5 separate regions of the Homo sapiens genome follow, and all the other regions are linked to region 5. A link is a loop called in an ENCODE intact Hi-C map of the cell type or tissue named here. Cell type or tissue: Calu3. All regions are shown on one strand. Region 1 has its middle 29 kb from the start of OPHN1. Region 2 has its middle 22 kb from the start of EFNB1. Region 3 has its middle 8.5 kb from the start of YIPF6. Region 4 overlaps STARD8 (StAR related lipid transfer domain containing 8). Region 5 overlaps OPHN1 (oligophrenin 1).

Region 1 (5,000 bases), 270 kb before region 5:
CAGAGCTAGGGAATATACGTGGATGATTTCATCATCGCATATGGGCTCTGACACTATGTGACAGGTCATTAATTGCTTCCACATAAACACCCTCCTCACTCTCATATTTCTTTTTTTTTTTTCTTTTTGAAATGGAGTTTCAGTCTGTCGCCCAGGTTGGAGTGCAGTGGCATGATGTCAGCTCACTGCAACCTCCGCCTCCCAGGTTCAAGTAATTCTATCTGCCTCAGCCTCCCGAGTACCTGGGATTGCAGGCGCCCACCACCACACCCGGCTAATTTTTGTATTTTTAGTAAAGATGGGGTTTTGCCATGTTGGCCAGGCTGGTCTTGAACTCCTGACCTCAAGTGATTCACCCTCCTCAGCCTCCCAAAGTGATGGGATTACAGGTGTGAGCTACTGCACCCGGTCCACCCTCCTCACTCTGATCTGGCTGAAACACCCTGCTTTGAGCCACCATAGCTTCCCTTAAGCCTAGTTCAGAAACCTGCTTTTCTTCATCACTTTTAATGTCTTCTGAGCTGAATTATTCAGAAAGAAAAGGGCAAAGTAAGAAAGGGAAGGAAGGCCGGGCACAGTGGTTCACGCCTGTAATCCCAGCATTTTGGGAGACCGAGGTGGGCAGATCACCTGTGGTTGGGCATTTGAGACCAGCATGACCAACATGGAGAAACCCCATCTCTACTAAAAATACAAAAGTAGCCGGGTGTATTGGTGCATACCTGTAATCCCAGCTACTTAGGAGGCTGAGGCAGGAGAATCACTTGAACACAGGAGGTGGAGGTTGCGGTGAGCCAGGATTGCACTGTTGCTCTCCAGCCTGGGCAACAAGAGCAAAACTCCATCTCAAATAAATAAATAAATAAAAAGAAGAAAGAAAGAAAAAGAAAGGGAAAGGAAAGGGAGAGTAGAAAAGGGAAAGTAGAAAGGGAAATGGAAGGATGAGAAGGAAAGGGAAAAGGAAATGGAAGTGGAAGAGGAAGAGCTTCACTGAATTCTTATTTTCAGTTATTGTACTTTTTAGTTCTAGAATTTCTATTTCTTCCTTTTTTGCAAATCTGGGATATATCTATTTTGATGTTTATTATGGAAAATGTCTAACATAAACAAATAAAGAAATAGTATAGGCCAGAAGCGGTGGCTTATGCCTGTAATCCCAACATTTTGAGAGGCCAAGACTGGAGTATTGCTTGAGGTCAGGAGTTGGAGACTAGCCTGAGCAACCACTCTTGACTACTAAAAATAATTTTTTTAAAAACATTAGGTAGGCATGTTGGAGCATACCTGTTGTCCCAGCTGAGGTGGGAGGATTGCCTGAGCCCAGGAAGTTGAGGCTGCTGTGAACTGAGATGGCACTACTGCACTCCAGCCTGGGCAACAGAGCAAGGCACTGTTTTAAAAAAGAAAATAGTATAATGAGCCTCTTTGTACTCATCACCAGCTTCAACAGTAATTGATTCATGGCCACTCTTGTTTAATTTATTTTCCCTGCTGTGTCTGACCTGGGTTATTTTCAACCAATCCCATATATCGTATCTTTTTTAAAATAAACTTTTATTTTAGAACAGTTTTAGATTTGCAGAAACATTGAGAAGATAATATAGAGAATTCCCATATACTGCAAACCCAGTTTTTCCTGTTATTATTGTATTACACTAGTATGGTACTTTTTTTTTTTAAACAATTAGTGAGTCAGTATTCATATATTATTGTTTCCGGAAAAGGGGTCCCGATCCAGACCCATAAGAGAGGGTCCTTGGACCTCGGGCAAGAAAGAATTCAGGGAGAGTCCACAGAGTAGAGTGAAAGCAAGTTTATTAGAGAAGTAAAGAAACAAAAGAATGGCTACTCCATAGGCAGAGCAGCAATGCAGGCTACTTGACTGAGTATACCTATAGTTATTTCTTGCTTATATGCTAAACAAGGGATGGATTATTCATGAGGTTTCGGGAAAGGGGGGACAATTTCCGGAGAAGAAGTTCCCTCCCCTTTTAAAACCATATAGGTTAATTTCCAGACGTTGCCATGGCGTTTGCAAACTGTCATGGCGCTGATGAGAGTGTCTTTTACCATGCTAATGCATTATAATTAGCATGTAATGAGCAGTGAGGACCACCAGAGGTCACTTTCATCACCATCTTGGTTTTGGTGGGTTTCAGACAGCTTCTTTATCACACTGTGTTTTTGTTTTGTTTTTGTTTTGTTTTTTTGAGACATGATCTCACTTTGTTGCCCAGGCTGAAGTGCTGTGACGTGATCTGGGTTCACTGCAGCCTCCACCTCCTGGGTTCAAGCGATTCTCTTGCCTCAGCCACCCAAGTAGCTCGTGCCACCATACCTGGCTAATTTTTGTATTTTTAGTAGAGATGGGGTTTCGCTATGTTCTCCAGGCTGGTCTCGAACTCCTGAGCTCAAGCAATCAGCCCAACTTGGCCTCCCGAAGTACTGGGATTACAGGCTTGAGCCACCGTGCCCGGCCTTTGCATTCTTTTTTTATCAGCAGGGTCATTATGACCTGTATGTTGTACAGGTCGTTATGACGTACATGTCATAACGACCTCCTATCTCATCCTGTGACTATGCATGCCTAACCTCCTAGGAATGTGGCCCAGTAAGTCATAGCCTTATTTTACCCAGCACCTATTAAAGATGGAGTCACTCTGGTTCGAGTGCCTCTGACATTATTATTAACTGAATTTCACACTTTATTCAGATTTCCTTAGTTTTAACATAATGTCCTTTTTATGTTCCAAGAAGTTATTCAGCATACCACATTACATTTAGTCATCATGTCTTCTTAGGTTCCTCTTGACTGTGACAGATGATGCCATATCTTTTTATCTATATGTATTTCCATATGTATTTTTATACAAGAACTCCGTAGGGGAGGAAAAACGATTTTCTCTCTAAACTTCATAGTTCTTAATTGGGATGGACCCCTGTAAAAAACTGATTAATAAGAGAAAAGCAAATGGAGGTTTATTAACATGTATACCTCATGTATACATAAGAGATACCAAGAGAAATAGTAAATTTCAAAGAGGTGGCTTTGAATTCTGGCTTAAATATTATCATACACTAAAACAAAGAAACAAGGGTGCAGACAAGGCCAGTTATGGTGAGGTACCCAGGAAAAGTACAGTAAAGAAGGATAAGATTTGTTATGCATATTTAAGTCACTGACTTCTCCATTGATGAATGTCTAGTGATTTAGTCATCCTTCTCTTACTGGAGCAAAGAGAGAGAGAGATCCTTATAAATGGAAATTTCCTTTAAATTTCCTTTACAAAAGGATAACTATTATGTTTTCAGAACTTCTAGGTCTGCAGTTTCTGAAAGTAATAAACTCAAAATAATCCTGTGTCAAAGAGGCATATTTTATTGTGGCATATTCTGGTCTCCTACTGAGGCAGGAGAACAGGGCCTGGAAGCAGGGAACCTAAGGACTTCCTAGAACTAAATCAAAGGGAAACACTTCAGCTATGACAGGAAATATCCTCTTCATTTACATAGGTCACACACCGAGTAAATGACTTTGTAACTTTACTTCATTCTCTTCATTTACATAGAGTGTACACTAAGTAAATAACTTTGTAACTTCACTTTAACCTCTTCATTTACTTAGAGCATGTACCAAGTAACCAATGGAAACCTCTAAAGGGTATTTAAACCCCAGAAAATTCTGTAACCGGGCCCTTGAGCCGCTTGCTCCATCAACTCCCACCGTGTGGTGTGTGCTTTCAGTTTCAATAAATCTCTGCTTTCGTTGTTACATTCTTTCCTTGCTTTGTCCTTTTTTGTCCAATTATTTGTTCAAAACGCCAAGAACCTGGACAGGACACCCTCAACTGGTAACACTACAACTCTTTGTCAAAAATAAATAAGCCCTGGGCTGTGGCTCATGCCTGTATTCCCAGCACTTTGGGAGGCCAAGGCAGGTGGATCATCTGAGGTCAGGAGTTTGAGACCAGCCTAGCCAACATGGTGAAACCCTGTCTCTACCAAAAATACAAAAATTAGCCGGGAGTGCTCGTGCATGCCTGTAATTGCAGCTACTCGGAGGCTGAGGCAGGAGAATCACTTGAACTCAGAAGGTGGAGGTTGCAGTGAGCCGAGATCGTGCCACTGCACTCCAGCCTGGGCGACAGAGCGAGATTCCATCTCTAAATAAATAAGTAAATAAATATCAATCTTCATTATCTTAACCAATAAAGAATAAATCTTTACTATCATTGAGTTAGTGTTTAAATTTCTCCAATAGCCTCATTTTTTTTAACAATTTGTTCAAGTGAAAATCCAAAATCCAAAAGTGGTCCATATAGTGTGATTGATCGTGGTCCATACAGTATGATTGATTGATGCCTTTTAAGTTCCTTTTTTTTTTATTTTGAGACGGTGTCTCACTCTGTCTCCCAGGCTGGAGTGCAGTGGCGAGATCTCAGCTTGCCGCAACCTCCACCTCCTGGGCCCAAGCAATCCTCCCTCCTCAGCCTCCTGAGTAGCTGGGACTACAGGGCACGCCTCATCATGCCTGGCTAATTTTTGTATTTTTGTAGAAATGGGGTTTTGCCTTGTTGCCCAGGCTAGTCTGAAACTCCTGGAATCAAGCCATTCGCCGGAATGTACTCAGCCTCCCAAAGTACTAATATTACAGGCGAGAGCCATTTCACCCGACCTTAAATTCCTTTTAATCTATAAATTCTTCATGTCTTTTTTTTCCTGCCCTCCATTTTTTGTTATTGAAGAAACTGTCCTCCAGAGATTTCCACAGTCTGTATTTTGGTAATTGTGCTCCTATGATGTTGTTTAACATGTTCCTTTGCATCCTTCATTTCCTGAAAACTGGCAGTAAATTCTAGTCTTAAACAGATTCAGATTTGAACATAATGTGCTATTGTTTCTCTTTCTGTGATGTTAGTAGTCAATGATGATCATTGCCCAGAGCCATTATTTTATTAGGGAGTTGCAAAATTGTGATGCTCTAATTCTATCATCCTTTT
Region 2 (5,000 bases), 610 kb before region 5:
GTCCAAGATTTAGAACATGGCCATATCTTTTTGGTGGCTACCATTCGCCTCACTAGAATGGAGAAAGGGGTTGAGGATATGGGGTGAAGAGCAAGGGGCAGAGCAATTGCTATGTGTCAAGCCCCATACTAAATCCTTTATGTACATTATCTCATTAAAGTGGCCCAACCCTCTGAGTTGTTTACTATAAATACTATCATTTGCCAACAAAAAAGTTGTGGTACAGAGAAGTTAAGTAATTTGCCCACATTCACACAGCTAGGAAGGTATGGTGCCTCCTTACTAGCTGTCTAACTTGAAACCCAGCATAGCTAACCACAACCCTCAGTTTTCCCCTCAGATAAACCTGGGGATTGGGATTTAAGGAGCCTCAGTAGTGTTAGAAGCATCCTAATATAGCTGTTGGGAGCCCTGGCTCTGAGGTCAAACTGACTTGTGTTTCTATTTTATATCTGTCTCTTATTACCTGTGTGATTCTCCCTGAGCTTCTGTTTGATCTGTGATGAATTGGGGAGATATCATTCATTCATTCATTAAGTGCCTACTATAGGCCAAGAAAGTAACACTTACCTACCAGGGTGTTGTGCAGATTGAATGAGCTAATGCATATAAATCTCCTGACATGTATGACAAAGAGTGGCTATTATCATTGTTTCATAGTTACAGGAGAGAGAGAGAGAGAGAGAGAGAAAGAGAGAGAGAGAGAGAAAAAGAGAGAGAGAGAATAAAAGAGAGAGAGAGAGAGAGAATGGCCAGACCAAAAGGAGTTACTTTTGGAGTGAGACTGAGATAAAGTTCCCAAGACCTAGGTTGATTCAAATGCCAGAGAGACGATGGCACAGGCAGAGGCAAAAGCTAGGTTCCTTGGCCAGGTCATGGAGAAGGGTCCAACATCAAGGCCAAAGGCCTCTAATTTTAGCCTGAATTTACATGATGTGAACACACGAGGGCATGCGCCTCTCACAACAGGCTGCCCCAAAGAATCCCAGAGAGGCCCAAGCCCCTGCTCTCTTGTTTCTACCTCTTGGCAGCAGGCTCAGGCCCTGTGACTGTGAAGGAGGCAGAGAGAGGGAGGAAGTATAGGAGATCTGCAGGATCTTCTCTGGGATATGAAAGAGTAAATCCCTTGCGTTGGCCCACAGGAGAGATAAAACGGGAGGTGGAACAGGCCCAGCAGATTCGGTGATAGATGGGGAAGAGAAAAGGTCACAATGCAGGGGATTGAAATGACCTTTTTGCCTGGAGACCAGGCGCGTGCACACACACACACACACACACACACACACACACACACACACACGAAATAAGAGCGAGTCCAAATTTGGCGAAGGAAGCCTGAGTGAGGTATGGGAATGTCCAACCAGGGGCATTTTGGGTCACACAATATCTCAGTCCTCATGTTATAATCATGAAAAATAAAGACAGTGGAACCTCACATCTCTATAGGGTCACTAGGTGGAATAGGCTGAGCTGATATCTCCAGTGAGAAAGGCCCAAGGAAACCAAGGCAGTTCTGAGGTTGGGAATCTCAAAGAACTTCTAAAGCCTGAACAGGGTAGTTTAAACTTCAGAATTAAGGGAGCAAAGAATGGTAGGAAGAGGCACCAGCTTTGTAGTCAGACAATTCACTACACTCTTGCTGGCAGCTTGGCCTTAGGTAAGTTACATAAACTCTCTGAGTTTGCCTTATCTTTCAGATGGGAATGATAATAGTACCACCAGATAAGGGTTAAGTAAGATACTGGGTATAAAAGTTTCAGGCACACAGCAGGTGCCTAGAAAATGCTAGTTCTGCAGCTATCCATAAGGGAGTCTTGAGGACCTCCTCCAGTGGGAAACTTTGGCGACCTTGAGGCCGATTGTACCACTTGAGGGCAGTGTCCTACTGTTGGGAAATTAAACCTATGTAGGCTTGGACCTGGATTAGAAAACCTTTAAGGAACCTTCTGTCCCTGAGACTCCATGCTCAGCCAACCAGCAAATATATAGTGTGTACCACATAACGTATGCAAGGCATTGTGGGAGATATAGAAAGCTATTCATATCTCCTCATTCAGGTCTCAGTTCAATTGCCACCTCCTCAGGAACCTTCTCCAATCATCCAGGCTAACATTGCCACTCCCCCAACTCTAATCATTATTTAGGTCATTTCTTGTTTTATTTTCGTCATAACACTTATCATAGTCTAAAGTTGTCATTTTCTTCATGTATTTACTCTTTGAATCTGGGGCCAGATTTCAAAGGGCTTTGAATTACATAAAAAAGTTCAAAAGTTAACCTGTATCACTGGAGAGCTTTAGAAGGATTTAAGGCTAGGAGTGGATATGGTTAGAGCTACAGGATTTAATGTGTATTTTTGAAATCAAACGAATACATGTATATGATTAAAAATCAAAGAGTAGAAGTTTTTATTATAACAATCAACAGTCCTTTGCCCCATCTTTTCCCATGCCAGACCCGCTCGTCTTTTAGCTGTTTCTCCTGGTAATTAGTTCCTTCATTTATCTCTAATACTATACATAAGCTGCTATTTCTTAATCTATCAGTTTAAGACACAACCTCTCCTACTCCTGTCTTCTCCATATACACCTTATCTTTAGTTCCTTCCTTGCTTTTCTGTGTAGCTTTAGACAATTGCTTGCATCTATATTTCTTGCTTTATCAACTGTAGACAATATCTCTTGATTCCCCGTTCTGTAAGATAAGAATATTAGTGGCCCTGCTTTCCTCTTCAGCTCCTCTCTTCCTTTCTACATCCCATCTTTCATCACGTATACTTTTAATTTCACATTGTCAAGATTGATGACATTTCCATAAGCCTAATTAAGTCTTCCGTGGCTTCTCTGCATGTTGATTTTAAAAGTTGAAAACAAGCAATAATGGCATTATGGTGGCTATGTACATTGTGTTTCCTTCATATCCAAGTAGTTTATGATGCAACCATTTCCCTTTCTTAGCCTTTTTTAGACAGCTTTTTGTTTTCCTGGAGCTTTCCTTTCTTTTCTTTTTTTTTTAAATTAGGACAAAATACACATAACATAAATTTACCATTTTAACCATTGTTAACATGTACAATTCATTGGCAACTAGTCCATTCATAGTTTTGTTCAACCATCACCACTATCTAGCTCCAGAACATTTTAATCTTCCTAATGGAAAACTTGTAACATTCCCCTCTCCCTCCAACCCCTGGCAGCCCCTCTACTTTCTGTCTGTGGATTTATCTATCCTGGGTACCTCATATAAATGAAATGATATGATATGTGGTCTTTTGCGCCTGCCTTGTTTCAAAGTTCATCCATGTTGTAGCAAGTATCAGTACTTCATTTCATTTTGTGACTAAAAAATATTATATTTTATGGATATGCCACATTTTGTTTATCCATTGACAGACATTTGAGCTGTTTCCACCTTTTGGCTACTGTGAATAGTGCTGCTATAAACATTCGTTTACAAATTTTTATTTGAACATTTCTTTTTAATTCTTTAGAGTATATATGTAGGAGTAGGATTGCTTGGTCATATGGTAATTTTCTGTTTAATATATTGAGTAGTCACCAAATTGTTTTTCACAGTGTGTGTACCATTTTACATTTACACCAGCAATGTACACAGGTCTCAATTTCTTCACCTATCATTTTCTATTTTTTAAATTATGCCCAATCTAGTGGAAGTGAAATAAGCTCTTTAGCTTTGATTTGCATTCCCATAATGATTAGTGACACTGACAAATTTTTAATGTACATGTTGACCATTTGTATGTCTTATTTGGAGAAATGTCTATTCAAGTGCTTTGTCCATTTTTAAATTGGGTTGTTTGTCTTTCTCTTGAGTTGTAAGAGTTCTTCATATAGTCCAGATAGACCCTTACAGGCACATGATTCACAAGTATTTTCTCCCACTGTGTGGAATGTCTTTTTACTCTCTTGATAGTATTCCTTGATGCACAACAGTTTTTAATTTTGATGAAATTCTATTAATCTATTTTTTATTTTACTGCTTGTGCTTTTAGTGTCACATCTAAAAAAACATTGCCAAATCCAGTCATAAAAATTTACTTCTGTGTTTTCTTCTGAGAGTTTTAAAAAATAATCTTCACTCTTATATTTAGGTATTTGATCCATTTTTAGTTAATTTTTGTATTCGGTTTGAGGTAAGGGTCCAACTTCATTCTTTTGCATGTAGATATCTAGCTGCCCCAGCATCATTTGTTGAAAAGATCTTTCTTCCCTGTTGAGTAGTGTTGACACCTTTGTCAAAAATTAGTTGACCATAGACATTTGGGTTTATTTCTGGACTTTAAATTTGATTCCAATCATCAATGTATCTATCCTTAGGCCAGGACCAGACTGTTGTAAATACTGTAGCTTTCTAGTAAGTTTTGAAAGGGTGTTGAATTTTGTCAAATTATTTTTCAACATAAGTTGAGATTAGAATGTGGATTTTTCCCCTTCATTCTGTTAATACGGTATATTACATTGGTTGGTTTTTGTACATTGAAAGATACTTGCATTCCTGGGATAAATCACCCTTGGTAACATGTATAAAGCTTTTAATATGCTGTTGAATTTAGCTTACTGTTAATGTGTTGAATATTTTTCATCTATATTCACAAGTGTTATTTATCTGTTTTTTTAACGTGATATTTTTGTCTGACTTTAGTATCAGAGTAATACTGACATAATTAAATTAGTTAGAAAGTGTTCCTTTATCCTCCATTTTTTGGAAGGTTTTGAGAAGAATTGGTGTTAATTATTTTAGTGAAGCCATTTGGTCCCAAGCTTTTGTTTGTTGGGAGATATTTAATTACTGATTCAATCTCTTTACTTGTTATAGGTCTATTCAGATATTCATGAGGATATAGCAAAATGAACATATATGCACCCGACAAAAAGTCCATAAATACAAGAAGCAAAAATTGACAGAATTGACAGGAGGAATAGACAGTTCTACAATAATAGTTTTAAACTCCAATCTCCTACCTTTTTTTGAGACAGGGT
Region 3 (5,000 bases), 290 kb before region 5:
CAAAATGCTAGGATTACAGGCCTGAGCCACATGAGCCACACAGTGAGACTCTGTCTCAAAAAAAAAAAAAAAAAAAAAAAAAGAAAAGAAAAGAAAAAAAATGAAATTTAATCCCCAATGTGACAATGTTGGGAGATAGGACCTGGTGGGAGGTGTTTGGGTCATGGCAGTGGATTCCTCATGAGTAGATTAATACCCTCTCTTGGGGCGCTTGAGTTATTACTCTGTTAATTCTCACAAGAGCTGGCTGTTAAAAAGAGCCTGTCACCTCCCCACCCTTGCTTCCTTTTTTGTCATGTGATCTCTTTACACACACTGGCTTTCCTTCTGCTTTCCACAGTGAGTTGAAGCAGCCTGAGGCCCTCATCTGATGCAGAAGCTCAATCTTGAACTTTCCAGTCACCAGAATCATGAGCCAAATAAACCTCTTTTCTTTATAAACTACCTGGTCTCGGGTATTCTGTTATAACAACACTAAATGGACTAAGATATATGTGAGTGGTACATTAAAAAAGAAAAGCAGCTTATAAAAATACTATTTATGTAATAAATATTATGTAAATAGAAGGACTAATGAACACACAAGAATTGAATTTTCCTACCAATATCCATGTCCCCCTTATTCTTTAACAGACCTGTACATGGGCAGGTTTCTGAGAAAGCAATTATTTTATTAAATAGAGGACACACACTCAGCTTGCATGGCTTACTCCTCTCAATCTTCTTGTCCTGAATATAGACATGATATCTGGAGATGCAAGAATGCAACAACCATCTTGCCACCAAAAGAAGAAAAAGATGAGAACAAAAGTCCAAGTGCTAAGGATGCCCTTTTCACGTTCTGTGAATTAAGAAGAAAAGAAAAGAAAAGAAAAAGAAACAAAAAGAAGGACAGGAATGGTGGCTCACTCATACCAGCAATTTGGGAGGCCAAGGCAGGCAGATCACTTGAGGCCAGGAGTTTGACATCAGCCTGGCCAACAAGGTGAAATCCCATCTCTACTAAAAATACAAAAATTAGCCAGGTGTGGTGGTGCATGCCTGTAGTCCCAGCTACTTGGGAGGGTGAGGCATGAGAATCATTTGAACCCAGGAGGCAGAGGTTGCAGTGAGCTGAGATCATGGCACTGTACTCCAGCCTGAGTGACAGAGCAAGACTCTGTCTCAAAAAAAATTAAATTAAATTAAAAATGTAAAAAAAAAACCAGTCATCACATATATTGTAAAAAGCAATATGAATCTCTTCATTAAAAATGGGGATATAGGCTGGGCACGGTGGCTCACACCTGTAATCTCAGCATTTGGGGAGGCCAAGGTGGGCGGATCACTTGAGGTCTGGAGTTTGAGACCTGCCTGGCCAACATAGCGAAACCCTGTCTCTAGTAAAAATACAAAAAATAAAAATAAATGAGCCAGGCTTGGTGGCAGGCACCTGTAATCCCAACTACTTGGGAGACTGAGGCAGGAGAATCACTTGAACTTGGGAGGCAGAGGTTGTGGTGAGCCAAGATTGTGCCACTGCACTCTAACCTGGGGCAACAGAGTGAGACTCCGTCTCAAAAAAAAAAAAAAAGGTTGGGGGGCAGGGAAGGATATATCAGGCCGGGCGAGGTGGCTCACGCCTATAATCCCACCACTTTGGGAGGCTGAGGCGGGTGGATCACTTGAGGTCAGGCCAACATGGCTTGGCCAACATGGTAAAACCCCGTCTCTACTAAAAATACAAAAATCAGCCAGGCGTGGTGCCAGGCGCCTGTAATCCCAGCTACTCAGGAGACTGAGACAGGAAAATTGCTTGAACCCAGGAGGTGGAGGTTGCAGTGAGCTGAGACTCTGTCTCTATTTTTAAAAAATGGGAATATATCAGTACTAACTTAATTCAAAGGAATTTTTGGGGGCTTGAAAGAGAAAATACATGAGAAAGTAAAATGCCAACAATAAAGCAAAATGTATCTTATTGCTGCAGTTGTCTGTCTATTCCTGGATTTCCTCCAGAAGGCAGAGCCTGAGACAAGGACTTTCATGTTGGTGTTGATATTGGGAAGTCATCCCATGTAACAGGAGTGCAGAACATGAAAGTCTGAAGCAGAAAAGGAAGGAAAGTCATTAAAAGAATATATTTCCAGCTGGGCACCTGGGGGTCAATCCCACTGAGGAGCCATGTAGAATGCAATTCACAGTTGTCCACTGGAGGGACAGAAGAGTAGGAGTCTCTCTACAGCTCCTGTATCCCATTGGTCAGGAGTCACTATGTGCAGTGTTAATTCCCTTTCACCTCCAGACTTGTGCATGCTTCAGAATATTAGAACAGTTTCCCACAGGCAAGAAGAAGCCTGTGGACTTCTGTGAGATAAAACACAGTGTAGGCAAGTACTGTCAGGTTGAACCTGCCTACATAGTGGTAGATGGAAAGAATACAAGGCAGGGCTTGAAAGGTATTTGATGCCTACTCTAAACGCAAGGCGACAGTTATCTGAAAAATAGTGGTGGTAGTAGGAGTGTCAAGGAAGCAATTTTACTTTCATTTTTCTTTACTTTTTATCTTTACATTTTCAAAGAGGCAGCTTGATGTAGTGAATAAGCACACAAACTCTGGAACCAGACTATGTAGGTTTGAAACTAAACTCCATCATTAGTAAATCATGTCATTTTGGACAAGTTACTAAATCTCTCCATGCCTCAGTTTCATCATCGGTAAAATGGAGATAACAATAGCTGCCTAATAGAGTTGTGAGGACTGAGTTAAATGTTAGCTATTAATATTTACAATAGAAACACATGTTTGGCCAGGTGTGGTGGCTCATGCCTATAATCCCAGCACTTTGGGAGGCTGACGTGGGCGGATCATCTGACGTCAGGATTTCAAGACCAACTTGGCCAACATGGGGAAACCCCATCTCTACTAAAAATACAAAAATTAGCCAGACATGGTTGTGTGTGCCTGTAATCCCAGCTACTCAGGAGGCTGAGGCAGGAGAATTGCTTAAACTCAGGAGCCAGAGGTTGCAATTAGCCGAGATCGAGCCACTGCACTCCAGCCCGGGTAACAGAGCAAGACTCTATCTCAATAAATAAATAAATAAATATTAAAAAAATAAGAAACACATGTCTGCTGCCCCTCCCCACCCGATTTTGCCCTTCCATACTCTCATCTATTCCCTCACTGAAGACAGAAGATCTTTTATTTTCTATTATTTATAACTTCAGAATTTGGCCTCCTGTTCTTTCCCATTAACTTGAGTGACCTGTGTGAGAGACAGACAGACAGATACCACACAAAGATGGTAGGACAAGAACTTTTACTTTTTCTTACATAAAAATATTTAAAAATAAATAAAATTTTAAACTAAAAAAATTACATTTGTTGTAAAAATTGAGAACACATAGTTATATAAAAATATGAAGTTAAGTGTTCTGTGTCTGTTGTTAGAATGTGGGGTTTTTTTGTTTTGTTTTTGTTTTTTTGTGTGTGTTTTTTGAGATAGAGGCTCTCTCTGTCGCCCAGGCTGGAGCGCAGTGGTGCTATCTCAGCTCACTGCGACCGCCGCCTCCCAGGTTCAGGTGATTCTCATGCGGCAGCCTACTGAGTAGCTGGGATTACAGGCGCGTGCCACCAAGCCCAGCTAATTTTTGTATTTTTAGCAGAGATGGGGTATCACCATGTTGGCCAGGCTGGTCTTGAACTACTGACCTCAAGTTATCCTCCTGCCTCGGCCTCCAAAAGTGCTGGGATTACAGGTGTGAACCACTGCACCTGGCCAGAATGTTTTCGTTTTTGAGTAAGACAAAATCAACCCACACTGCTAGTGATGGATTGGAGAAAGCAAGGCCCATGAATTGAGATGGAAAGCCTTGGGGTCAGGCAGTTGGAAGGTGACATAAAACTATTCTGTCAGCAAAGTCAGGCCAAGGGGCTGAGGGAAGCCGAGGAATGAAATGGAACTTGGATAAACTGAGTGGTGAGCGTATGTAGCTAGCCAACAGGAGGTGTTCCTTCCCCTGCTGTTTTCTGTTGTTCCTTCTGCCTTTTTTTCTGGTCCTTCACTACCTTGCTTCTTGGCAGCAATGCCTTCCCTTTTTGTAACTGAAAAAAAGGTGAACATGGGGCCACTGTGGACGAATGTATGGTCAATGTTTGTTCTGAATGAGTTCATCTAAAAAGTGCACTTCTGAAAAGCAAACAAAACCTACGCAGTTAGGTTGCCATTAAAATGACACACAGTGCAAAGAGCAGTGTGTCTGTTGTACTACACACTCCTACTTTCCACCCCTCCCCCATCGCTTTCTTGAGAAGGACGAACCTGACAAGGAAAGAGGAAGAATAGCAAGGAAAGGATACCCTTAGGAGTAGGCAACAGCAACTCAATACTTCCCATGCTTCCCATGTTAAAGTTTGAGGTAAACTTTAATATAAGAAACACCACACGAGGTGTTTTTGATGTAGTGAATAAGCATACAAATTCCACAGGTGCAGTGGCTCATGCCTGTAATCTCAGCACTTTGGGAGGCTGAGACAGGCAGCTCACTTGAGCCAAGAGTTCGAGACCAGCCTGGGCAACATGGCAAAACCCCATATCCATAAAAAAAATACAAAAATTAGCCAGGCCTGGTGGCAGGTGCCTGCAGTCCCAGCTACTTGGGGGTCTGAGGCAGGAGGATTGCTTGAGCCCAGGAGGTTGAGGCTGCAGTGAGTCCACTGCCCTCCAGCCTGAGCAACAGAGCAACTCAAGAAAGAAAGAAAGAAAAAAAGAAAGAAAGAAAGAAAAGAAAAGAAAAAAAGCAAGAAAGAAAAGAAAAAAGAGAAAGAGAAAGAAATAAAAAAGAAAAGAAAAAGGAAAAGGAAAAAAAAGGAAGGAAAGATGAACCACACGGGAATCATTTTAAAGCTTCCTCTCTAGTAAGATTGGGAACAGAGAATCCTATGAGTGGGCATGACCAAGGGCAGCAGAGGCCACTGAGTTCCTAACACACTGCATGCAGTCCCTTAGGATGAGTAGATG
Region 4 (5,000 bases), 510 kb before region 5:
AATCTGACTTGCCCCATCTAACAGATGAAAAACTGAGGGCTAGGGGAAGTATGGGAGGGTAAACAGTTGAGTGGCCTTACCTTCAAAAAGCTGCACATACTGAGGGAATCCTGTTGCTTGAAGCCACTCACATGCTCTTTTGGCCTCGGCTTCTAAAACAGAACAAGGGAAAGAAACAGGCAAAGAAATGGGGTTAGGAGGGTGCTGACACCAGGGCCCTAGGTGCATGCTGCCCAACCCCAGCAGGCAGACATGTCTCATTCTGGTGATCTAGCAATGGCAAGAGAAGGCCAGAGGTCCTAGCACATTTGCTCCAAGTCATAGCCAGCCAGGAGGCCCTCTGCTCCCCAAGCCCTACTGTCTGGGCATCCTGGCCCTGGCTTTCTTGAGTCTCATTCCCTGCCTGTTCCAAACCCCTCCCACTCTCCCACCCCCTGCCCAGGAACCAGGATCATCTGGGGTCAAGGAGGCCTGCTGGGATAAGAAGCCACAGCTGTGTCCACCCCCGAGCCTTTCTGAGGGACTCACCCCCTTCCAAGGCCCTGGGTAGACCACCTTAGCCCAGGCAGGAAGTAGAAATGTTCAACCATTCCTATCATTCTCTTTCTCATCATCGCATCTAACATTCTTCAGCACTTTGACAGCCAACTCTCATTTCACACACACAATAACTGGTGATGGCTTTGCTATCCCCATTTTACAGACAAACAAACAGGCTCAGCCTATGGTCTCACAGTGGACAAAGCAGCAGTGCCAGGGTTGGAATCCCAGCTGAGTCTGACAGCAGCACCCCCATGCTCATTATAGTCCTCCCTCCTCAGGGAGCTTCCCAGTACTGCCCCAGCCCTCTTGGCCTATTTGTGTCATAGTGCAGTGCTGAGTGTCATGAAGACACAGTACTGGCCTGTCGGGGTCTTGGGGGGCCATGGCTAGGTCAGCCTGTCGCCTCTGCTCTGGGAGTTCTGGCACAGAGCTGAGCACCCCTGCCAGCACCAGCAGAGATGTGCAGCTGGACTAAAGCCACAGAGGAGGCGCTCCTAGTCAGGGTAGGCCAAATACCAGCAGCAAAGCCCTGCACCTGCCTGGGCGGTTATTTGCTTCCCACCCAGGTGATGCCAAGATGAATGGGGCTGGGACCATGGGACCTGGCATCACCGGGTTGGTTGGGGAAGTCAGCTGGCTTCAGCAGAGCTGATCCTGCCATGGAGTCCTGCCCCCAACACATCCTCCATTTCCTCAGCACCTGTGGCCACAGTCTCGCCTGGCCCCCCTGACCAGAGGACTCTAAGGAGGCTGGTGAGGTTTTTCCAAGACAGGAAGAGCTCTCTCTTCCCAGTGCTCACTCACAAGGAAACCCAGGATGAAATCCTAGTGGCTGGGACAGATAAGATGAAGGACAAAACAGTATTTCAGAGATGCTAGGTGAGTAGACAGTGGAGGGAAGAGTGGGGGAAGTCAGAAGTCAGTCAGAAAAAGTAATGGGCTCCTCAAGGGTCACACACTGATGAGGATTTGAGGGAAAGAAGAGAGGGCTCTGCAGCCCCTGGAGCCCCTGCAGGTTTTGGGGGCAAATGGGGGTAAGGGCAAGGATGAACATCTCTGCATTTCTGTGAGTGAATGCAACAGGTCAGTGCCCACCACAGCATCTGTCTCTACATGTAGCTGTAGCCAAATCTGCTCATGTCCATGACTCATGAGGATCACTGTGGGACCATGCACCTGTATATACCCACAGGCACCTCAGTCTGTGCATGCATCTGCCTCTCTTTCTCTCTCTGTCTCTCTGTCTCTCTCTCTCTCTCGTCTCTTTCTCTCCGTGTGTGTGTGTGTGTGTGTGTGTGTGCATGCATACATGTATGTTTTATGTTACTGCAACTTCCTAACCTAAGATAGAGATCTAGGAATCGCCAGGACCTCTGAGGGGTCCCTGGAAAGTGTCTGACAGAGCCCTGCTAGCAGTACCTCCACCTGTCTGGCAGGGGGCAATGCAAGCCTGAAAAAGGATCCTGTGCTCCAGGCCAGTGGTAGTCTAGGTGATGTAAGACCAGTCCAAAGGGAGCTGCCCAGGGAGCCTGTGAGGAACATGGTTCTGCTGCTAGGACAGCTGAGCTGGCTGCCACAGCCACTTCCCTGTCCCTGTTCCTGTCATGCCCCTGGGATGAGACCCTTTCCCCATCTTAGCACGCATCCTGGCAGCCAGCTCTGCTTTCCTGTTATTAGGACAAAAGGGAGGTGCCAGAAAATGGACCAGGTTAGGACTTCCAGAGAGGCAGGCGCAGGAGCAGACAGTGGCCCCTAAAGGGTCACAAGTATGGCCACCCCAGGAAAGGGAGCAAATCTCTAGGGTAGGCCTGCATGCCAGGAACACACCCTTAAAATCCCACTGCAGCCCTCAGTTACTCATGGCTAATGGAGAGGGTAGGAGAGGCACCTCCCTCCCCTGATGCTAGGCATTGGCCCTAGCTGGGGGTTGGCAGAAGGGGACCATCTCACTCAGGTCAATGCCAAGTTCTTTCATGACTACCTAGAGCCCTGTAGCCCCTTGCTACTCAAAGTGTAGTCCCAGACTAGCAGCATCAACATCACCTGGGAGCTTGTTAGAAATGCAGAATCCCAAGCCCCACACCCAGAACCACTATATTTAAGAAGACCCTTGGGCAAACACATTAAAGTTTGAAAAGTCTTGGTCTAAATCACATTGCTCAGTGATTCTCACCCCTGGATGCACATAAGAATCAGCTAGGAAGTGTTATTTTAAAAAATACCAGTGCCCAGGGCCCCTTCCCCAGAAGGCTGGCTTAATTGATCTGCGGTAGGACTCTCCACATTGGTATTTTTTAAAAGTTACAGTATAAGGCCTACTGAGGCCCAAGAGACTTTTCCAAGGTCATACAGGGTAAAGTGTCACAGCTGAGACTATAACCCTGATCTTTTCACTCCATGTTCAGTGCTCTTTGCCATTGCATTATGCCACCTGCCCTCATGCCAGCCAAGCAAGGAGCTCAGACTCAAAGGAACCAACCCCAGCCCCCCAGGCTGTTTTCCTGCTCCTTCTGGTCTAGTGGAGTCACAACCCAGGGTTCAAATCCTGATGCTGTCAGTCACTAGCTCTTTGACTTTGGGCGAGTTGTATAACCTCTCCAGGTTTCTGTTTCCTTCTTGGTAAAATAGGAGCCATGGCATCCACATCTTTTTTCTATTTTTATTTTATTTTTCATGTTTATGGGTTTTTTTTTTCTTTTTGAGACAGGGTTTCACTCTGTCAACCAAGCTGGAGTGCAGTGGCGCTATCACAGCTCACTGCAGGCTCAAACTCCTGGGTTTGTGTGATCCTCCCATCTCAGCCTCCTGAGTAGCTAGGACTACAATAGCATCCACCACACCACACCTGGTTAATTTTCTTTTTATTTTTTGTAGAGACAGGGTCTTACTATATTGCCCAGGCTGATATCCATCTCCTGGCCTCCAGTGATCCTCCTGTCTCCCTGTCTCAGCCTCCCAAAGTGCTAGGATTACAGGTGTGAGCCACCACACCCAGCCAGCATCCACATCTTATAGCTACTGAGAGCATTAAATAAAATACTACAGAAAGTAAAAGCCCCTGGCACATAATACCAAGCACTCAACAAATGTGTTCCACCCCAACTCTGACTCTGAAGGGTCCCAAAGAAAAAGAGGAAATTAGAGAAAGAAGCCCAGCTGCTGCGTTCCCCTGTGGGTCCGGACAATGGCTTTGCCCAGACCACTGTCAGAATTGCAGCCAAATGGCTGGGGGAAGTGAGGTAAGGAGCCTTCAAAGAGGCTGCAATTGCTCCAAAGACAAAGGAGCAAAGGAGTTTGGAGTAGGGCTACAGACTGAATTCCCCACCAGCCCTCCTTAACAGGAATCTAGAGAATGTAATGGGTTATTACCAAACAGGATGTCAGGGACATTGGCTCCCCACAATACACCATCTCATGGAGGGCTGGGAGGCCCCGAGGCTCCCTCCCAGATGGATCAGTCAGAGACATATGTCTTGGTGATTAAAGGCTGAACTGAGGTGCTCTGCCTTGTCCCTCCCACTCGTCTCAGCCTACCCAGGCTGAGGCCAGGAGCGACCCCACCCCCACCCCCAGTAGACTCGATTCACCTGGGGCTGAAGCCCAGGTGGCCCGGACTGAGGATGGGCTTATGTATCTGGTGGGGAGAGTGACAACGGGCAGGCTGAGGTGAGTGAGGTAGGAATGTCTGTGGCCCCTTGCCCTACCTCTGTATCCAGATATGCAGATTCCAAGGCATGGCTGCCAGCAGTTTTAAAGGCTATATTCTGCAGGCAGTGCATGCTCTGGCCAAAGCTTAGGTGATGTGCCAGGATAGGTCAGTAACAGCAGTCAGCTGGCACAAACTGGATTCCACTGAGACTTAAGCCCCTGGGGGAGGGGCCCAGATGACCCAGGCTGGGAGAGTCAGGGGAGAGGGCATACTAGAAAGCTCCAGAGTCCAATCAGGCCTCAGAGCCAAACCCACAGGTCTCCTGGAGGGAGCATCAAAGAAGGAAAGGCTGAGCAGCAGCACATGCTTTCTGAGGTCAATGACAGTATCTGCACCTACATTTACACAGGCCACGTCCCAGAGACAGCACAGAGCAGTTTTCTATGCTGAGAAGGATGCAACCAGGAAAAAAGCAGGCCTTCTGGTCTTGAGAAACACTCAAGCATAGGGCTTATGCACCCAGGAAAGAGGCAGCAACATTTCTCACTGGGAGATGCAATAATGCCCAAAGATGATCACTAAGTTGGAAAAAAAGCTTTTTTCTAATCAAGCCAGCTTCCATGCTTGCCACTAAGTCATCTGAGACAACTCGTGTCATTCTCTAAGCTTTGGTTTCCAAATTTATACAGTGGAGACTAACGACTTTCCTGTCTACCACTGTGGTTACCTTATAGATTTGATCGGGCTTTTGCTGGTTTTGAAAGTGGCTATATAAAAGTTATCATTAATGAAGGCTATTTTTGTTAAG
Region 5 (5,000 bases):
CCTGCCTCGGCCTCCCAGAGTGCTGGGATTATAGGCGTGAGCCACTATGCCTGGCTCCATGCTGTTTTTAATTTTTTATATTGTCTATTATAAGCAGAAGAAACAAGCTGCAAAGTAGAGCGTTAAATATAATAATGAACAGGTGCTGAGGCCCCTCTCTGCATGTGGAGTCTTTTGAGTGACATGACATCTGCTTTTCTGGCTAGTCAGTCTGATATAAGGAACAGAGTCAGGCTTCCTAGCAGGCATCAGGCAGCTGTACTCACATTCCCTGGAGCACAGAGCAAAGGGCTCTTGGAGCCACTTTTTCTATGTCAGGAAGAGAGGATAAGATTTTTTATTTTTTTAACTTTTAATTTTTTAGAGAGAGGGTCTTACTCTGTTGCCCAGGTTGGTTTGCAGTGGCACAGGTTCAAGTGATCCTCTTGCGTGAGCCTCCTGAGTAGCTGGGACTGACAGGTGTGCACCACCATATCTGGCTAATTTTTTATTTTTTATAGCTATGGGACCTTGCTATGTTGCCCAGGCTGGTCTTCAACTCCTGGCTTGCAGTGATTCTCCTGTGCCAGCCTCCCAAAGTGCTCATATTACAGGTGTGAGTCACTGCACCTGGTTCTAAATTTAGGCTCTTAGCAGTATTTAAAATGACAGGCTCATAGCAAGGCAGAGCTTGAAATGTTTTAATAACAGCAACAACAATAATTGTAATAATAATAAAAACAATTGCTAACATTTGCCAAGTACCTCCTTTGTGACAGGCACTGTTATCAGCCATTTAAGCGTATAATTTCCTTTAGTCGTCACCACAGTCACATGAGGGAGGTGATGTTATTTGAATTTTGGTTTGTGAATCTGTATCATTTTTGTGTTAACAATGGATGACCCCATTCAAGATGGCTGTGGAAGTATATATTGTTGCCAGTAACCACAAGACTGTCATTAAGAGGTGCTTTAATGAAGTAAGAGAAGGTAGGACAGGAACCCCATGATTCCAGCAGGTAGAACAGGATTCCTGTGATATCAGTAATGGAAAGGACCTCCCAGCTCCTGTGTTCCAGAACCCTTTCAGATAAAGAAACTGAGGTCTAGAAAGGCCTAGTTACTTATCCAGGGTGGCTGAACTCTCTTGGCATTGCTTTTATCATTCTATGACTCTAGGAGAGGTCTCATCTTATCACAGAATTTGTGGAAGGAACAATGTTTTCCTAATGGCTCAGCAAGCCAGGAGAATGCAAGGAGACTTTATACCTTGCATAAAGTATGGTTAATCTCAAAATTCCAGATGAGTCACAAAGATCTAAAAAGACCATAAAGAGCATAACAGCTTGGGATATCTCTGGGTAGTTAGTAGTGTCTTAGTCCATTTGTGATGTTATGACAAAATACCTGAGACTCAGTAATGTATAAACAACAGAAATTCATTTGTCACATTTCTAGAAGCTGGAAGTCCAAGCAGTTTCAGTGTCTGGTGAGGGCCTGGTCTCTGTTTCCAAGATGGCATCTTGTTGCAGTGCCCTCCAGAGAGCACCAACACCGTGTCCTCATATGTCAGAAGAGATGGAAGGGAATGAACCTACTCTTTCAAGTTTTTGTAAAAGGGCCCTAATCCCATTCATGAGGTTCTACCCTTATGACTAACTCACCTCCTAAAGGTCCCATTTCTTAATATCATCACATTGGTAGTTAACTTTCAACCTATGAATTTTGGGGAATATTCAGACCACAGCAGGTAGCCTGCAAATAAATAGAATAAAACAGGGTTCGAAGCCGTGTGCCAGGCAGAAGAGGCCTTATATTGTAGTAATGAAGAATATGGCTGCTGGACCAGACTTTCTGGATTTAATTCCTGTCTCTAGTAGTTCCCTGCTATATGACCTTGGATAATTACTCTGTGCCTCAGTTTCCCCTTCTGTGAAATAGAGATGATTACTGTAACTGCCTTATTATATATATTAACTGAGTTAATATACATAGTTTACTTGGAACAAAATTTGTCACCTAGTAAGCATTCAGTAAATATTAGTTGTTTTTATTAGTCATAAAATTGCTTATTAGCCAAAACGCCTCCTCCCTGTGTCTTAGCCAGTACTCATGTTGTTGAATTTATTGCAACTCAAAATGTTTCTTGGACATCGCAGGTGCTGGAAGAAGCAAAGCCATTTTACTGAGAGATAATGTGCCTCTGATGTTCATGCTCATTCCTAGAGCTCAGACAAAGTGGCTGGCTTCCAACAGAGTAAGGCAGTGAGAGCCTTTGTTTGGTTCAAGCACAATGGGGCCAATTTAAGTGTGCATTATGGAGGCGTCTTGACAGTTACCTTCCTATTTCTTGCAGGATCTGGGCACAAGGCCACCAAGATACCACCCCCGCCTCCATGGTTCCCAAAGTTACTGTTCTGTAAATTGCCTATTGTTTTCTTGAGTAAAAGAGATTTTGAAAAATTAGTATTCTGTAAGCCTATGCTTGTTCAGTGTGACAAACTCCAGGGCAGAGAGGGACCCTAGATCACAAGACTCCATTCTCTCAGTTGAATTTTCTGCTTTATACTTACCATTTTTTTCCCCCTCAGGCCAGGAACCATCACTCTGCAGGCCCTTTCAGAAGCTAACAGAAGGCTATGGATGGAAGCCATGGATGGGAAAGAACCTGTAAGTTACCTGACACTGGGGAAACCTCCCCAGCATATGCCAGTGTATGAGTGCCCTCTAGTGGTATCAGTGGGTCTCAGACAATTAAATGGTAATGGATTGTTTAGTCTCAGTTTTAGAGCTGTAAGGAATTGTTTCCACATCTCTTAGCAGGTAAGGCAACTGGAGTTCCAGAAAGGTTGAGGGACTTTTCTGAGACCACCCTCAGAGAAGACACCAAAACCGGGCTTAGAATGCAGATCTCTCAGCTCCCTGCTCTAGTGTTAGACTATGTAGCTATGCCCATGAGCTTTTCTTCAGAAAGAATGAAGCCATTTTTCAGGTTATAAAATCAATATGTGTTAATTAATTAATATGTGTTAATATGAAAAATAATTGCCATAGTTATAAATAAGCACTTATTAAACATTTATTCAGAATGATTTTTCTGCCTCACCCTTATACCACCAACTCAGCTTATTCTCTTTGAGGGTACAGCTGGTAGCGGAGATGGCATTGCCATCCTGTATCACAAGATGTACCGTTCCATTTAGAACACGGTTATGCAGGAGGACAAGCAATCCCTTGAAAGGGTTACTGATTATCATCAAGCGACCAATAGAAACAGTTGGAAATAATTGAAAAACATTCTGGTTTCTTAGTGGCATATTAAATAATATCAGCTTCCTGGTGTTGGAATTCCAAAAGCTTGGATATAGGTACTAGTTCTGCCATTAAATGGCTATGTGACTCTGGGCAAATCATTTCACCTCTCTGAGATTCAGTTTTCTTCTCCTCAGTAAAAGGGCTTTAATAATTTCTTTCTACCTATCTCACAGGGTTGCTTAGAAAAAACAGATGGAAGTCATCTTGTAAACCACAATGTGCTAGCCGATCTGAATGATGGGATACAAAACTCCTAAGATCCAGCAGTGTTCAGATACAGTCTTATTTCTTTGCTGTATTCAAGTGAAAAACTGGCTAGGAGGGAAAATGCATTCTAGGTTTTTCTTTCTATGTGTCCTCAGTATCCTGGAGAATTTAGAGGGGTAACTAGATCCCAGATTGCACTTATAGTAAACTGGAAGGTAGCAGGAGAGACTTGGTATTCTGAAGACTGCCATCCAGAAAATATTCCAGCACTGTCTTCCTTCTGTCACCTTCCAGAAACCTGCTGCTGAACTCTTTCATGCTTGTGACATTTCTGTAGGCAGATGCTGGGAAGCTCAGCAAGGCATTTATCTTTCAATTCCCTCTCCCAAGTTTGCTCTCCCTTTAGGTTTTCAAGAATCAAAGGATGCAGATGGCTTTCTGTGGAGAATGATGTGAGCACATGGGCCCACTGAATGTGGATCCATACCAACTTGATCATGGCAGATTTTTCCACAAATCCCTTGTTTAGAAAAGTAGCAGAAAAGGCTGGCTGGCACAAAAATATCTCCCACTGAAATATCTGTGGGCATACACACATATGCAGAACTTATTTTAAGGAGAGGCTGTTCAAACAGACTCTTAACAGATGGCATATAGAGGGCTCATTTCCTGCAACCTCACATTACTAATGTTGTTGCTCCTTTACTAAACACTCCAGTTCACTAGTCTTACAAATCTCATCCATGCCTTTGCCTAAACTGTCAAAGAAGATCAGGGCTTGAAGGAATGTCTACTCCAACCCTGATCACTTTACTGATATAAATTTTGAGATCTGGAGAATGGAAAGGGCATGCCCAAAATTTCCTAAGAGGTAGAGGTAGAGCCAGGACTAGACTTCAAGAGTCAACAGTCTTCTTTCTGGTCTCTCACATAGCTATCACAGCACATACTCCAAGACAACACAGACAAATCTTGGTGTATTCATGGATCTCTTTCAGATGGACATTTGCCTTTCCACAGAGAAGTATTCATCAACCAGTCTTTGAGGGTGGGAGATTGGTGTTAGGAACATTTAAATTTTATAATGCCCATTAGACAGGTACATAGCCATGAGGAAAACACTTTCCTGGTCTCTTGCTTTATCATAAAAATGCCCCAGGTGTTACATAAGTAAATATCTAAGATGGATTAGCTAAAACTGTAGCTATGGTGAACTGTGTGAAATTCAGTGTAATTTTCAGGGATTGTTCAAGTATTTTCTTTCTTTCTTCCTTCCTTCCTTCCTTCCTTCCTTCCTTCCTTCCTTCCTTCCTTCCTTCCTTCCTTCCTTTCTTTCTCTCTCTCTCTTTCTTTCTTTCTTTTTTTTTTGACAGAGTCTCGCTCTGTTGCCCAGGTTGGAGTGCAGTGGTGTGATCTCAGCTCACTGCAGCCTCCACCTCCTGGGTTCAAGAGATTCTCCTGACTCAACCTCCCAAACAGCTGGGATTACAGGTGCACGC

The links. Hi-C counts contacts between places; a loop is a spot of excess contacts. Peaks named below come from ENCODE experiments on the same cell type or tissue, not always from the same donor. Only the 100,000 strongest peaks of a DNase experiment are listed, where the experiment ranks them.
Region 1: it touches region 5 in a loop (15-fold over the local background); 77 of 110 quality-filtered maps call a loop at or near these places.
Region 2: a loop joins it to region 5, with 18 times the contacts of the local background. A loop is called at or near these places in 17 of 110 quality-filtered maps.
Region 3: it touches region 5 in a loop (10-fold over the local background); 16 of 110 quality-filtered maps call a loop at or near these places.
Region 4: a loop joins it to region 5, with 10 times the contacts of the local background. A loop is called at or near these places in 30 of 110 quality-filtered maps.

The regions. Positions count from the first base shown.
Region 1 is chrX:68,459,990-68,464,989 of GRCh38, reverse strand. No RefSeq gene overlaps it. Among named protein-coding and RNA genes, the nearest start is that of OPHN1, 29 kb to the right of the region's middle. In Calu3, a CTCF peak has its summit at 2,087 (motif pointing right); a DNase peak (open chromatin) is centred at 2,099.
Region 2 is chrX:68,804,886-68,809,885 of GRCh38, reverse strand. No RefSeq gene overlaps it. Among named protein-coding and RNA genes, the nearest start is that of EFNB1, 22 kb to the left of the region's middle. In Calu3, a CTCF peak has its summit at 1,892 (motif pointing right); a DNase peak (open chromatin) is centred at 1,856.
Region 3 is chrX:68,488,045-68,493,044 of GRCh38, reverse strand. No RefSeq gene overlaps it. Among named protein-coding and RNA genes, the nearest start is that of YIPF6, 8.5 kb to the left of the region's middle. In Calu3, a CTCF peak has its summit at 2,139; DNase peaks (open chromatin) are centred at 2,194 and 4,244.
Region 4 is chrX:68,708,066-68,713,065 of GRCh38, reverse strand. STARD8 (StAR related lipid transfer domain containing 8) reads right to left here. Exons shown (of 15, transcript NM_001142503.3): 3 at 81-152. Among named protein-coding and RNA genes, the nearest start is that of STARD8, 63 kb to the right of the region's middle. In Calu3, a CTCF peak has its summit at 1,975; a DNase peak (open chromatin) is centred at 1,985.
Region 5 is chrX:68,194,835-68,199,834 of GRCh38, reverse strand. It overlaps OPHN1 (oligophrenin 1), which reads left to right. Exons shown (of 25, transcript NM_002547.3): 12 at 2,571-2,649. Among named protein-coding and RNA genes, the nearest start is that of OPHN1, 240 kb to the left of the region's middle. In Calu3, no CTCF peak of the experiment used is centred here; a DNase peak (open chromatin) is centred at 2,694.